Regions from separate parts of the Homo sapiens genome. Here region 1 is linked to region 2. The links are chromatin contacts, found by Hi-C or POLR2A ChIA-PET in ENCODE. All regions are on one chromosome and are shown on one strand. The core of a region is the stretch at or near the end of the contact, and the rest is flanking DNA. Distances in the headings are between cores, read along the strand shown.

The links. A loop is a pair of places that touch in the nucleus more often than their neighbours do. ChIA-PET counts read pairs that join two places held with the same protein, here RNA polymerase II (POLR2A). Pooled maps may share reads with other maps.
Region 1: a loop to region 2 is called in a pooled map, with 4 times the contacts of the local background. The contact joins the promoter of INTS11 here to the promoter of TTLL10 in region 2. A Hi-C loop is called at or near these places in 1 of 50 pooled maps. POLR2A ChIA-PET finds 5 or more read pairs at or near these places in 2 of 52 experiments (H1 and WTC11).

Annotation. Positions count from the first base shown.
Region 1 is chr1:1,320,299-1,326,796 of GRCh38, forward strand. It overlaps INTS11 (integrator complex subunit 11), which reads right to left and starts at 4,362. Exons shown (of 17, transcript NM_017871.6): 1 at 4,283-4,362; 2 at 698-795; 3 at 158-231. The coding sequence starts at 4,310. It overlaps CPTP (ceramide-1-phosphate transfer protein), which reads left to right and starts at 4,504. Exons shown (of 3, transcript NM_001029885.2): 1 at 4,504-4,804. RefSeq lists enhancers at 1,551-2,059, 2,823-3,332 and silencers at 4,151-4,280, 4,461-4,960.
Region 2 is chr1:1,172,145-1,178,536 of GRCh38, forward strand. TTLL10 (tubulin tyrosine ligase like 10) reads left to right here and starts at 1,736. Exons shown (of 16, transcript NM_001130045.2): 1 at 1,736-1,782; 2 at 2,141-2,177; 3 at 2,280-2,345. It overlaps TTLL10-AS1 (TTLL10 antisense RNA 1), which reads right to left. Exons shown (of 2, transcript NR_173246.1): 2 at 912-4,252. RefSeq lists a silencer at 1,886-1,975 and an enhancer at 3,453-3,971.

The sequences.
Region 1 (6,498 bases), core at 3,112-5,611, 150 kb after region 2:
CAGTAAGGCAGGCAGGGAGCAGATCCTGGGGCCTAGAAGCCCCCTGAGGATCAAGGATGGCACAGGCCCCTTGCCAAACGCTGCCGAGACCAAGCAAGGTGGCCCAAGCCCCACAGGCACAGACATGGGACCCTCAAGGCCCCCAACAGGAACCCACCTAATGATCACACAGTCCAGGAAGTCTGTTAGGCGGCCGTTCTGGGTGATGTAGGAGAAGTCAGGGAAGCGTCGCTAGGAAGGATGTGGGGGTTTCAGGTTGCACAGTGGTCTCCAGGCAGCATCTGGGGCCACCCATGCCCCAGGGAGGGGCCCCCAGGAAGGGGGGTTCTATGTGCAGACTCAGGCTGGGCACTCCCATCCCGCAGGTGGCACCAGGACCCCTGGCTGCTCACAGCATCCGGAGGGGCCGAGGTTACCCCCAACCTCACTGACAGATGTGAGCTGGAAGCTGAGCCCAGGGTCTCACGGAGTCCAGCCTACAGGACCCCGGGGCTGGGGCTCAGCGCCAGCACAGGGGGACCCCACCATGCAGGGGCTCACCTCGGCCAGGCCCACCCATCCCTGCTCCCCACAGGGTGCAGCCATCCAAGCACAACCACTGCTGCCCACCACCCCACTGTCCCGGCTCTGAGGCCCAGGGTCCAGCTGTGGATGGCCGGCTCTCCCAGCCTCTGGGCCTCCTGCCCAAGGGACTCACGTCGTCATTGAAGCCCATGTGCATTCCACAGTCCAGCATGACATTCTTGCCCGCAATGGAGACCAGGATGCAGCTTCGGCCCACGTCCTGGCCGGCCCCTACTCGAGGGAGGGCAGATGAGTCACTGCTGCGCCCCCCGCCCCCTGTGCTGCCTCCCCAAGCTCTGCAGGACCCCAGTGCACTGAGGAAACCGGACCAAGTCTGCTGTGTGGACAGACACATGGGCCAAGAAGCAGGGCCACCCCTACTCACAGGAAGGGGGACACAGGGGACCATGCCCCACACCATCATGTCCAGGGTGGAGGCTGGCAGCCCACACGCCCTCCCCCGCCAGCTTCCCCTGGCCTCTTAAGGTGGCCACGGCCTGCTGGCTAAGTAGTGGGCACTGTGCTGTGGCCCTCAGCCTCCAACAGAGACAACGGCTGGTCTGTGGGGCCAACACCTCGGTCAGAGTCACTCCTGGGCTGTGGCTGGACCCCCAGCAGAGCTGCAAACCAATGAGGCCACCTTCTCCAGGATCTTTCCCCAGGCAGGCAAGGCAGTAAGTGACTAAGTGCTGGCACTGGGTGTTCTCTGGTGGTGCGGCTGTGGAGGGGCGCCACACAGCCTCAGCCATGCCATAGCGAACACGGTGCCAGTGGTCCAGCAGTGGCCAGCGTGGCAACACGAGCCTCACACCACTGCACACCATGCAGCCCCCAACACAGACCCTCATCTGCAGCCCTCCCACACTCCTGACAGCCAAGCAGCCCTGCCCAGCTGCTCCAGCCAGAGGCCTTGGCCAGCCAAGGCACACTCAGCCCCCTCATGTGGCCTGGGGGCCCGAGAGGAAAGGGTCACGGCCCCTGCACAGACTGTGCCTGGGCAGGAGTCTGATGGCAGTGAACAGTTTTCCCCTTGAATCCCACCCACCTCCCCCTGCCAGCCACTCGAAGTGTCCAAAGCCAGCACCACACATCAGGATGACGGGGCCACAGCCGAGGGGCTGCCTGCCACAGAGAGGGGATCTCAGGTTCTCTTCCAGGCCTGTTCCTGCCCCCGCTGGGTGTGAGCTCTCTGAGAGCAGGGTCTCAGCTGTCTCCTCCCTCTGCATCTCCTACCCCAAGCCACGCCAGGCTCACAGAGGCCCTCTGGCACCTGTGGGAAGGGAGGGCCGCCCCTCTTCATGCCCAGGGACCTAAGGCCACAGAGGCACTTGTGGCACACGGCCCCGAGGCATGGGGCCCGGGCTGGTTTTCTGAATTCCAAAGCCCAGTCCTGAAGTACTGGCAGTCCCGCCTCCCGACAGGACCCACAGTGATCCCAGGAAGGAAAGTGGAAAGGTGCGGGAATAGAGCCTGGAGATACACGAGGGGACAGGGCTCAGAAGACAGGAGGAGATATCCCTGTCAGCAAGGAGACAGACGGCAGACAAACAAGACACCCAAAGCACGCCAGACGAAGGTTACTATGACAGAAAAGAGCAAGGTGAGAGAATGAGGAAGCCTCAAAACTTCCAGAACCATGACAGGAGACTGCTCCGAGAAGCCAACTTTTGAGCAGGGGAGGGGAGGGGTAGGGTGGGGGAGGGGGAGGGACGGGGTGGGGAAGGGATGGTCCAGGGGAGGAGAAGAAGCGGGGCGGGCGGAGGGAGGACAGGCAGCAGGGAGGGACAGGCAGGGGGGAGGGAAGGGACCAGCAGGGGGAGGGACGGGCAGGGTGGGTGGGGGGACCGGCGGTGGGGAGGGATGGGCAGGGTGGGTAGGGGGACCGGCGGCGGGGGGGGTAGCCACACACAGGCCAAGGCGTGGGAGTGACCCCAAGGACACAGCAGTGGTCCAGTGAGCGCGGACACGGAGCCCGAGGCAGTCCCTGGTGCAGGGAAGCGGTGAAACAGGACTTCGGCTTTGATGATACCTTGGCTGAGGTGACCTTGAGAATATACCCAGGTACAGATTGCGGGTAATTGAAGCCACATGAAAGATCAGAAAGATCAGATGTCCAGAGAGTGGGCAGAACAGGCAGCCAAGAGGCCAAATGGGAAAGGGGCAGGCTGGGAGGACCCCACGGAGGACCCAGAGAGCAGGGGAGGGCAGTGGGGCCCATGCAAACAGCTGCAAAATGCCATGGGGTGTGCACAGGCCAGGGGTGTTCACAGCACAGTGTCCACACCGGGGCGGGGGGCACCCTCCGAGGAAGCGCTCACGCCATGGGGGAGGACATGGAATCCCGTCCTGGTGTCTGTGCTGGAAGGTGCCCTCGACCCCCTGCCCGGTGGAAGGACCAGGTTCCAGGACAGCACAGGGCAGGCACCTGTGGAAAACGCTAAGGACATCAGGATGACTGGCCACCAACACCATGTCCCTCCAGCTGTTTCTGAGACCCTGGATTTTGACTAATTTTTTCCTTCTTCACATCGTTCTATACTGTTACGACTTTGACTTTCTTTTGAGACATGGTTTTGCTGTCACCCAGGCTGGAGTGCAGTGGCACAATCATGGCTCACTGCAGCCTCAACCTCCTGGGCTCAAGCAATCCTCACAACTCAGCCTCCCAAGTAGCTTGAACCACAGGCACACACCACCACGCCCTGCCAATTTTAGCATTTTTTTTTTTTGGAGTGATGGGGTCTTGCCATGTTGGCTAGGTTGGTCTTGAACTCCTGGGCTCAAGCGATCCTCCCACCTCTGCCTTCCAAAGTGCTGTGATTGCAGGCGTGAGCCACAGTGCCCAGACTGTCAGGACTTTTAGGAGTACATATTTGCGTTTTTTGCTATTTTTTTCAGTGTTGCAGAAATCAGGTAGAACAAGAGCTAAAGTGAGAGTTGATTGTAACTCGGGCGTGAGCACACAGAGTGGTGGACAGAAAGCAAGACGTGAGGAGGCAGAAGCGGGGCTGGGGGGCTGAGGGGCTTGCGGGGTTAAGGGGCTTGGGGGCTGGGGGACTGGGGGGCTGAGGGGCTGGGGGGCTGAGGGTCTGGGGGTCTGCTGGGCTGAGGGGCTGGGGGACTGAGGGGCTGGGGGACTGAGGGTCTGCTGGGCTGAGGGTCTGGGGGACTGGAGCGCTGGGGGGCTGGGGGGCTGAGGGACTGAGGGGCTGAGGGGCTGGGAGGCTGAGAGGCTGGGGAGCTGGGGGGCTGAGGGTCTGCGGGGCTGAGGGGCTGGGGGGCTGGGGGGCTGAGGGGCTGGGGGGCTGAGGGGCTGGGAGGCTGAGAGGCTGGGGAGCTGGGGGGCTGAGGGTCTGCGGGGCTGAGGGGCTAAGGGACTGAAGGGCTGGTAGGGCTGGAGGCGGCAGCGCGCGGCACGGGGAGGTCAAGGCACCGACGAAAGCGCACAGCGAGCGCGAAGGCCCCGCGGCCCCATCTGCGACGTCCCCTCACGGCCGCCTGAACCTCGGGGCTCGCGTTCTCGCGTCACTGCCGGAGGCCCGGGGTGCAGGGACTAGGCCGCCTCTCGGCTCCCACCAGGGCCCGCGCGGGGAGGAGACCGGAGGACGCCCGCGGCGCGCACCTGGCTCCACGAGAAACGGGAGGGAGCGGGGCGCCCAGCCCGCCCGGAGCCGCATACGGAGCCCACCCCACAGCCCTCCCGGCGGCTCCCACTCACCCAAGGGCGTGACTCTGATCTCAGGCATCGTCTCCGCCGCGCTCCCGGACCCGCGAGGCCCGCCTGCGGTGATGCACTGCGCAGGCGCAACCACCTCGCTGCAACTTCCGGTGCGCTAGCCGGAAACGCGGGTCGGGGCGCCGGGCCTCCTGATTGGGCAGCATCCAACCAATCAGGGCGGCGGGCGAGGGCGGGGCGAGGGCGGGGCGGTGGGCGGGGACGGGGCCCGCACGGCGGCTACGGCCTAGGTGAGCGGCTCGGACTCGGCGGCCGCACCTGCCCAACCCAACCCGCACGGTCCGGAAGTCGCCGAGGGGCCGGGAGCGGGAGGGGACGTCGTCCTAGAGGGCCGGAGCGGGCGGGCGGCCGAGGACCCGGCTCCCGCGCAGGACGGAGCCGTGGCTCAGGTCGGCCCCTCCCCAACACCACCCCGGGCCTCCGCCCCTTCCTGGGCCTCTCGGTGGAGCAGGGACCCGAACCGGTGCCCATCCAGTCCGGTGCCATCTGAAGCCCCCTTCCCAGGTGAGACTCGTAGCGCTCGCTCGACAGGGTCTGGTCCCACCCACAAGGCCTGGGGCGCCGTGGGGCCCCGTCTCCTGCTGGCCCCCCAGCCTGCTGTCAGCCCCCGTGCTCTGTGCTCAGGCCGCCCTCGCGCCCGGCCCTGACCTTGGGCCGTTGGGCTGCCCTGGGAAAGGCCTGGAGGTGTCCTGGGTCACCTTCCTGGGCTGGCAAGCTGCCTGCCTCCTGCACAGCCACTGCCCTTCCTGTTGTTACCGAGCCACCAGCCACAGCTCTGAGAAGCTCCTGGCAGCTTCTGTTTGCCACTGGCTCGAATCTGGGCAGGAAGGCAAGGCCCGCAGAATATCTGGTGACCAAGAAGGAAACCCCAGAGCCTCAGAGACCATCTTCTCAGTGGACAAAATTAAGGCCCGAGGAGGGGAGGGGCGTGCTGGAAGTCTATGGGACTGCATCTTTCTGAGGCCCAGGAGCAGCCATCCCCCACACCTGAAGCCCGGTGAGCTCACATCTGGGGCCTCCGCCTGGTGCCAAGCATGCAACCCAACCTGTGGGGCCTGCAACGCCAGGCTTCAGCACCCTGCAGGCACCAGTGCTCCAGCAGCCTGGGCCACGGGCTGGGCAGGGCTTGCAGCCCATGATCCCTAGTGATGAAGGGCCCAGTCCTAGGGTGCTGAGCAACCTGCCCACCTGCTCCTGGCCAGGAGCTCTCACCACGGCTGGGTGCCCTTCCCCCTCCCCCACCGATGGAGTCCCTGCAGCCAGGGAGGCCAGGACAGGGCTCCCAGCACCAACCGGCCTAGGAACCCCCAGGCCCTCTTCCTGGTCGAGGTGGAATGCAGCTGACTCTCAGGTTCCCCAGAGCAGGTGCGGGCCCGTGGGGCACCCGGGGAGACAGGGCAAGGGTGCTTGGCAACACTCACACAAAGCATGGGTGCCTGGATGTCTGTGGATCTGTGGAGTGACTATGTGAATGCCAGCAGAATCCAAAGCAGGGCCTGGGCCACTCGTGGAAGGCTCCCTAGGGCTAGTACAAGAGCCTCGTGGCAATCTTCTGAGTGGTAAAACCCATCTGTGTGGGACATGGAGTTTCAGCAACAGGAGTGAAAACACGTGTCCATCCATCCAGCAAGTGCCAGCCCTACAGCCTCTTTTCTGCTTTTGGGGATGTAGCAGTGAGGAAGATGGGGCAGCCTGCCCGGCAGCATCCCCCCACCCCCGGCCCCACCTGTCTCTGCTTTCTGCTGTGTCTGTTTTCTTGTCTAGGACTTCAGAACTTCCTGTCTTTGTTGTCATCTGACCCCACCCCAGATGGCTGCTCGCACTCCCCATGCACCCAGATAGATGGCTAGGATGGTGCTTGGCTCTCGGCAGGGGCTTAGTATTTCTCCAGCTGGTAAAAGCAGATACAGCATCTAGAGAGAGAAACAAAAACAAGAAAGCACCAGCAGAGACACCTGCTGCAGACAGCGGGGCCTAGTGGTCTGATAAAGCCAGAGGGGGCCACTCTCGGGGTCAGGGACTGACACGGAGTCAGTGGCCTGATCCACAGGAGGGGCTGTGCCAAGGTCCCTGAATGCGCAATCCTGATGAAGGGTGGGTCAGGGTGGTGTGCCTGAGAGCCTGCGGCTTGGCTGGGAGCAGAGCCAGGCAGCTCCTGGGAGGAAGCTCCATGAGGGGCATGAGTGTTCAGTGAGCGG
Region 2 (6,392 bases), core at 486-2,985:
TGTCTGCCTCCCCAGCCCCTGCCAGCTCAGGCATCAGTGGCTGTGGCCGTGTCACCCATCTCTGCCCCCCAGTCCCACGGCGTCTCCCCCACGTCTGCGTCTCCTCTCTCCACCTCCCTCTCAGGGGGGCAGAGGCCATTGATTCAGGGCCTGCCCTGGGTGATGTCACTAGAGATCCTGACGTAACCCCACCTGCAAAGCCCCTTCTTCTAAATAAGGTCACATTCGAGGTTTCAGGGCTATGATGTGGTTGTCTTTTGGGGGCACCACCAGCCCCCTGCAAGGGGACCCTAAGCACAGAGGCCCTCGTGACCCACGCAAAGCTCTGAAGGACACGGATGGGTAGGGGACACGTGGCTGGAGGCTCAGAGTTTGAGGCAGAGGGGATCAGACCGTGCCATGGGTCATGCCAGGAGCCCAGGACTCCCAGACCTCGTATCATTAGGTGTTTTAAAGAGAAGGCGAGGGCAGGCCAGGCGCAGTGACTCACGCCTGTAATCCCAGCACTTTGGGAGGCCGAGGCGGGCGGATCACCTGAGGTCAGGAGTTCAAGAGCAGCCTGGCCAACATGATGAAACCCTCTAAAATTAATAATAAATTAATAATAAAATAATTATAATAATATAGAAAATAATATATAAAATAATAAATATATAAAATATAAAACAAAATAAAAATAAAAAATAAAATTAATATTAAAAATACAAAAATTAGCTGGGCACTGTGGTGGGCACCTGTAATCCCAGCTACTCGGGAGGCTGAGGCAGGAGAATTGCTTGATCCTGGGAGGCGGAGGTTGCAGTGAGCCGAGACCGTACCATTGCACTCCAGCCTGGGCAAAAGAGTGAGACTCCGTATTTTGAAAAAAAAAAAAGAGAGAATGTGAGGGTTAAACAAAGACACACAGAGATGGAGAAAGGGCAGCCTTACATCAACACGGGTACATTGCAAACACCTGCAGAGGTGGGGGACCAGCTGGATGCCAGAGCCCACTGCCGCCTACGGGCTGGGGTGCCTATAGGTATGGGTGGGAGCGGCCCGGGCCACACGGCTTCAGGATGAGGCCGTTTGTTTGGCCCTTGTTCCCGCAGAAGGTAATCGTGATGTTCCTCGGTGTTTTTCCCCGCAGAGTGTTCAAGTCAGGTGTCGGGCAGGCTGTTCCTCACGGCCCAAACCCCTGCGGAATGCTTCACTTTGGCCGAGGTCTGTGACACAGCGAGGGGCTTACAGAAAGGTGCAGTTTGGACCGATAGATGTGAGTCCCCCTCTGGGGGGCACTCACTTTGTGGAGCCCCCGGTTCCTGTTTGCAGAGGGGGGCACAGTGGCACCTCGTCCGCTGTGGAGTGAGAACAGGGACCCGACCACGTGAAGCACAGAGAATGCTCAGGGATCGGCAGCCGTGTATCCAGCCAACATCACCAGGGTGCACGCAGAGCCTGGCCCGGGCCAGGTCCTGGGGTGCTGAGCATGGGTGGGGCCTGAGAGACGGCTCAGGGACCATCCTGGGAGGGCCGGGCGGAGGGGCAGCAACTGGGGCTCAGGCTCAGGCAGTCCCAGCAGTGACTGGGAGGCAGCTGTGCCCATGAAGCTGTGCCCTTCTCCAGCCTCAGCCCTCAGCCCGGCTTCCCGGGCTGGCCCCGCCACTCAGCAGCCCCTCCCCATCCTCCGAAAACCCAAGCTCACCTCTGGGTTCCGGCTGGGTGGGGGTTGCCAGGAGACGGTTGCCAGGTCACCACTGTTGTTTCCTGGCCCAGGCTCCCAGGACCTTGTGGGCTGGGCAGGTAAGAAGCGCCGGCGGCCACCAGCTGGGGTCCAGTGGGCTCGGCCCCGCCCTCCTACGCCCTGCCTGCGGGTCCCCTCGGGAGGCTGCTCAGGAGAGGAGGAGGCTGGGGAGGGGACTGGACAGGGATCGGGTAGGGTGGGGCCAGGCTGAGCCTGCTCTGCGGGTCCCGGACCCCAGCGCCACCGTGCGAGAGGCTCGGGTCCAGGCCAGGCCGGGGAACGGTGTGTGTACCCGGTGGGGTGGGAGGGCTGGGCAGCCCTGGGACGAGCTCCGTGGCCTGGGACCAGGTCTGCCTCCGCAGAGCAAGTCCTGGACGGACGGCTGCTTGAGCCCACAGGTCGTGCGTCCTTTGACAGCGGCCTCCGGCCGGGAGGCACCAGCTCTTCGAACAATGTCAGTACCTTCCTAGGGCCCCACGTGGCCAAGCTTGGATTCTGGGGGGAGAACTCGCAGCAGGACACTAACATGTGGTCGCTTTTTGGATGATTTCTTCAGGTTTAAAAGTCTCTTCTGTTCATCCTACCGGGGTGCCGTCTCCTGCCGGTCTTTTCATCTCACCAGGTAAAACGCTTATTTTACAATTTATTGTAAGGTCGTGCACCAAGTTTCCACGCCGCCTTTACACCGTGTCCCCACCGAGGGGCGTCACAACCGTCCTCCACACCGGGCGTCACCGGCTTCCCAAGTCCCACCGCTATAAAGGACACGTCAGTCAGCATCTCGGAGTGAGACGCTTTCCTTCTGGATTCAGAATCGCGTCCGTCAGAGACTCCAAAGCACATTTGCTAGATCGACAGGCGTGAGGAGCCAGCGGCTCCCGGCGCTTGGGAGGCTGCGTCCCACCTGCATTCAGGCCCCGGGTTCACCACACACACAGCGGGCAGCTGCTTAAGAAACCTTTGATTTCAGTCCGGGGCGGTGGCTCACGCCTGTAATCCCAGCACTTTGGGAGGCCGAGGTGGGCGGATCACGAGGTCAGGAGTTTGAGACCAGCCTGGTCAACATGGAGAAACCCTGTCTCTACTAAAAATACAAAAATTAGCCGGGCATGGCAGCAGGCGCCTGTAATCCCAGCTACTCAGGAGGCTGAGGCGGGAGAATTGTTTGAACCTGGGAGGCGGAGGTTACAGTGAGCCGCGATTGCGCCATTGCACTCCAGCCTGGGCGACAGAGTGAGACTTCGTCTAAAAAAATTAAAAAAAAAAACACCTTTAATTTCAATGACAAGAAATAACAGCTCACAACTTATTTAGTTATTTGTGAACATCATAAGGACATAAAGTTAGAAAAGCCCAAAGGAGGCCTCAGGCTTACGATGAAATCAGCACCTGGCTGCCTCTTCCAGCTGCTGCTTCTTCTGCAGCAGAAGAGACGGAGGCAGTTTCCTGGGTGGGGGGGTGGGTGCTGTGCTTCCGCTTTCTAACTGCCTGTTTCCAAAAAGCACCTGATGCTGCTGCTTCTGGAGCTTCCAGTGCAGAAATTCCCCGTGGACGGTGAAAGGGGCTTGTCTTCCACACGCTGCCCTGTCCATATCATCCCGGCACGAATGATGTTTGGGGCAGAGCTGCCCGGCCTCCCCGGGTGGTGCCCATTTGTTTTCCTCAGAGTTGGCGATCGCCTTGCTTTTCACATGTGCTTGTGTTCCCGCCTATCCTGAGCTGTCCCTGAGCTCTCTGCCTCCCGTCACCCCCACAGTCACCATCACCACAGCCCTGCAGACTGCGCAGTGTGTGGCGGGTGCTGTCCTGACATTACATGTGGAAACTCCATCTTTGCAGCAACCCTGCGAGGCTGCTGCTCCCAGCTGCTGTGCAGGTGGAGAGAGGCTGCTGTTGTGCAGGTGGAGAGGCTGCTGCTCCCAGCCGCTGTGCAGGTGGAGAGAGGCTGCCACCGTGCAGGTGGAGAGAGGCTGCCGCTGTGCCGGTGGAGAGGCTGCTGCCGTGCAGGTGGAGAGAGGCTGCCGCTGTGCCGGTGGAGAGGCTGCTGCTCCCAGCCGCTGTGCAGGTGGAGAGAGGCTGACGCTGTGCAGGTGGAAAGAGGCTGACGCTGTGCAGGTGGAGAGGCTGCTGCTCCCAGCCACTGTGCAGGTGGAGAGAGGCTGACGCTGTGCAGGTGGAGAGGCTGACGCTGTGCAGGTGGAGAGAGGCTGCCGCTGTGCAGGTGGAGAGACTGCTGCTCCCAGCCGCTGTGCAGGTGGAGAGAGGCTGACGCTGTGCAGGTGGAGAGAGGCTGACGCTGTGCAGGTGGAGAGAGGCTGCCGCTGTGCCGGTGGAGAGGCTGCTGCTCCCAGCCGCTGTGCAGGTGGAGAGAGGCTGACGCTGTGCAGGTGGAGAGAGGCTGACGCTGTGCAGGTGGAGAGGCTGCTGCTCCCAGCCGCTGTGCAGGTGGAGAGAGGCTGACACTGTGCAGGTGGAGAGAGGCTGACGCTGTGCAGCTGGAGAGAGGCTGACGCTGTACAGCTGGAGAGGCTGGGGCACACAGTCATCAGGTCAGCTGCAAGCTCACAGCTGCTGCATCTTTTCCCTGACAGCTCACTCCTGTGAGAGTCTTCCAGGCTTCCCGGAGGGACGGATGTCTCCTCACCTTTTCCCACCTCCACACCTTTTCCCACCTCCACACCTGGTAGGCCAGGTATGGAATTCCTGGAATTCCCGGCTGGGAGCCTCCTGGGCCGGTTCCAGCCCTGTGTGTCCCCAGGAAGGCTGGAGGGCTGCTAGTGGCCTCGGTGGGCACCCAGGGCTGGCCAGGACCACACCTCCTTCCTCCGGCTCTGTGCCTGTATCTCCCCGGGCCTCCCCTCTCGCCTGGGGCTCCACGGTGACCCTGCTGTGCGGCACCTCGGATTTACACCCACAGTCCCATCCCCAGGGTTCCCTTCTGGGCAGTTTCCTTGACTTAAATCCCAACCCCGGTGTTGCATTTTTAATTCCCACCGGCTCTTTTGTATTCTCTGTGCCTTTGCTTTAAAAGCACGCGGCTCTCTGAGGGGTCCTGTCTCCATCACCCCAGCCTTTTCCAGGCTGGTTTGTTTCCCTGTTTCTCCCCTTTTCTCTTCCTCTGTGTGCGTCTGTGTGTCTGTGTGTCTACATGTCTGCGTGTCTGTGTGTGTCAGCGTCTGTGTGTGTGGGTGTCTGTGTGTGTGTGTGGGTGTCTGTGTGTGTGTCTGTGTGTACGTGTGTGTGTAGACGTGTCTGTGTGTAGGTGTCTGTAGGTGTGTCTGTGCATGTTTATAGGTGTGTGTGTGCATGTCTGTAGGTGTGTCTGTGCATCCATGTGTCTGTGTGTGTAGGTGTGTCTGTGCATCTGTGCAAGTGTCGACATGTCTGTGTGTGTCTGTGTGTAGCTGTGTGTCTGTGCGTGTGTGTGTGTAAATGTGTCTGTGTGTCATTCTTTTTTTTTTTGAGACGGAGTCTCGCTCTGTCGCCCAGGCTGGAGTGCAGTGGCACGATCTCAGCTCACTGCAAGCTCCACCTCCCAGGTTCAAGCTATTCTCCTGCCTCAGCCCCTCAAGGAGCTGGGACTACAGGCGCCCAACACCATGCCCGGCTAATTTTTTGCATTTTTAGTAGAGACAAGGTTTCATCATATTAGCCAGGATGGTCTCAATCTCCTGACCTCATGATCTGCCCGCCTCAGCCTCCCACAGTGCTGGGATTACAGGCGTGAGCCTCCGCGCCCGGCTGTCCTTGTGTCACTCTTCTTCACACTTGGGAGTCCCTCTGATGATGCCTGTTGGGCCTGGGCAGCCCCTTTGGCTGAGAGTCAGTACTTTAGAGGATCCCCTTCCCCAGCAGGAATCCTGGGTGCTGAGGGCCCATGAGAAGGAGCTGAGGTCTCCCATTTAATGCAGAGTCTTGCACGCACACACCTGCTCCGTGCCTGCGCAGGGTCCAGCCTCTTCCAAAAGTCCTCCTGTTCTGGGTGGGGAGGGGTCTCAGGGCTCCTGACTTCTTCCATTCTTGCCCAGCCCACCCTAGGAAGAGGGCGTGAGGCTCTCCCAGACACAGGTGGGGGGCCCAGCCTGTGTTCCGCTCCTCCCTGAGGACGGGTCCCAGTGGCCCCACCCGACTGGGTCATCGTGCAGACGGCTGCCTCAGTTTCCCCACCTTCCCCTGCCCGTGGGCTTCCTCGTTGTCTCCTTCCCTCCTGTCACTCAGGCGGGGCAGGGAGGGGCAGACACAAAGGCTTCCTGCGGGTGAGATTGGTGCCGAGCTCTGTGCCCAGCCTGGAGCCTCAGGCCTACCCCAGCCTTCTCCAGCCTCAGAGCCCCCACAGCCTCTGCCCAACACTGCCGTGTGCTCCCCTGTCTCCTGGGCGAGTTCCTTCAAACCCTTGAAAGCCCTCACCTAAGCCGGGCACAGTGGCTCACACCTGTTATCCCAGCACTTTCAGAGGCCGAGGCAGGCGGATCACCTGAGGTCGGGAGTTTGAGACCAGCCTGACCAACATGGAGAAAACCCATCTCTACTAAAAATACAAAAAGTTAGCTGGGCATGGTGGTGGGTGCCTGTAGTCCCAGCTACCTGGGAGGCTGAGGCAGGAGAATCGCTTGAACCTGGGAGGCAGAGGTTGCAGTGAGCCTAGATCGCCCCATTGCACTCCAGCCTG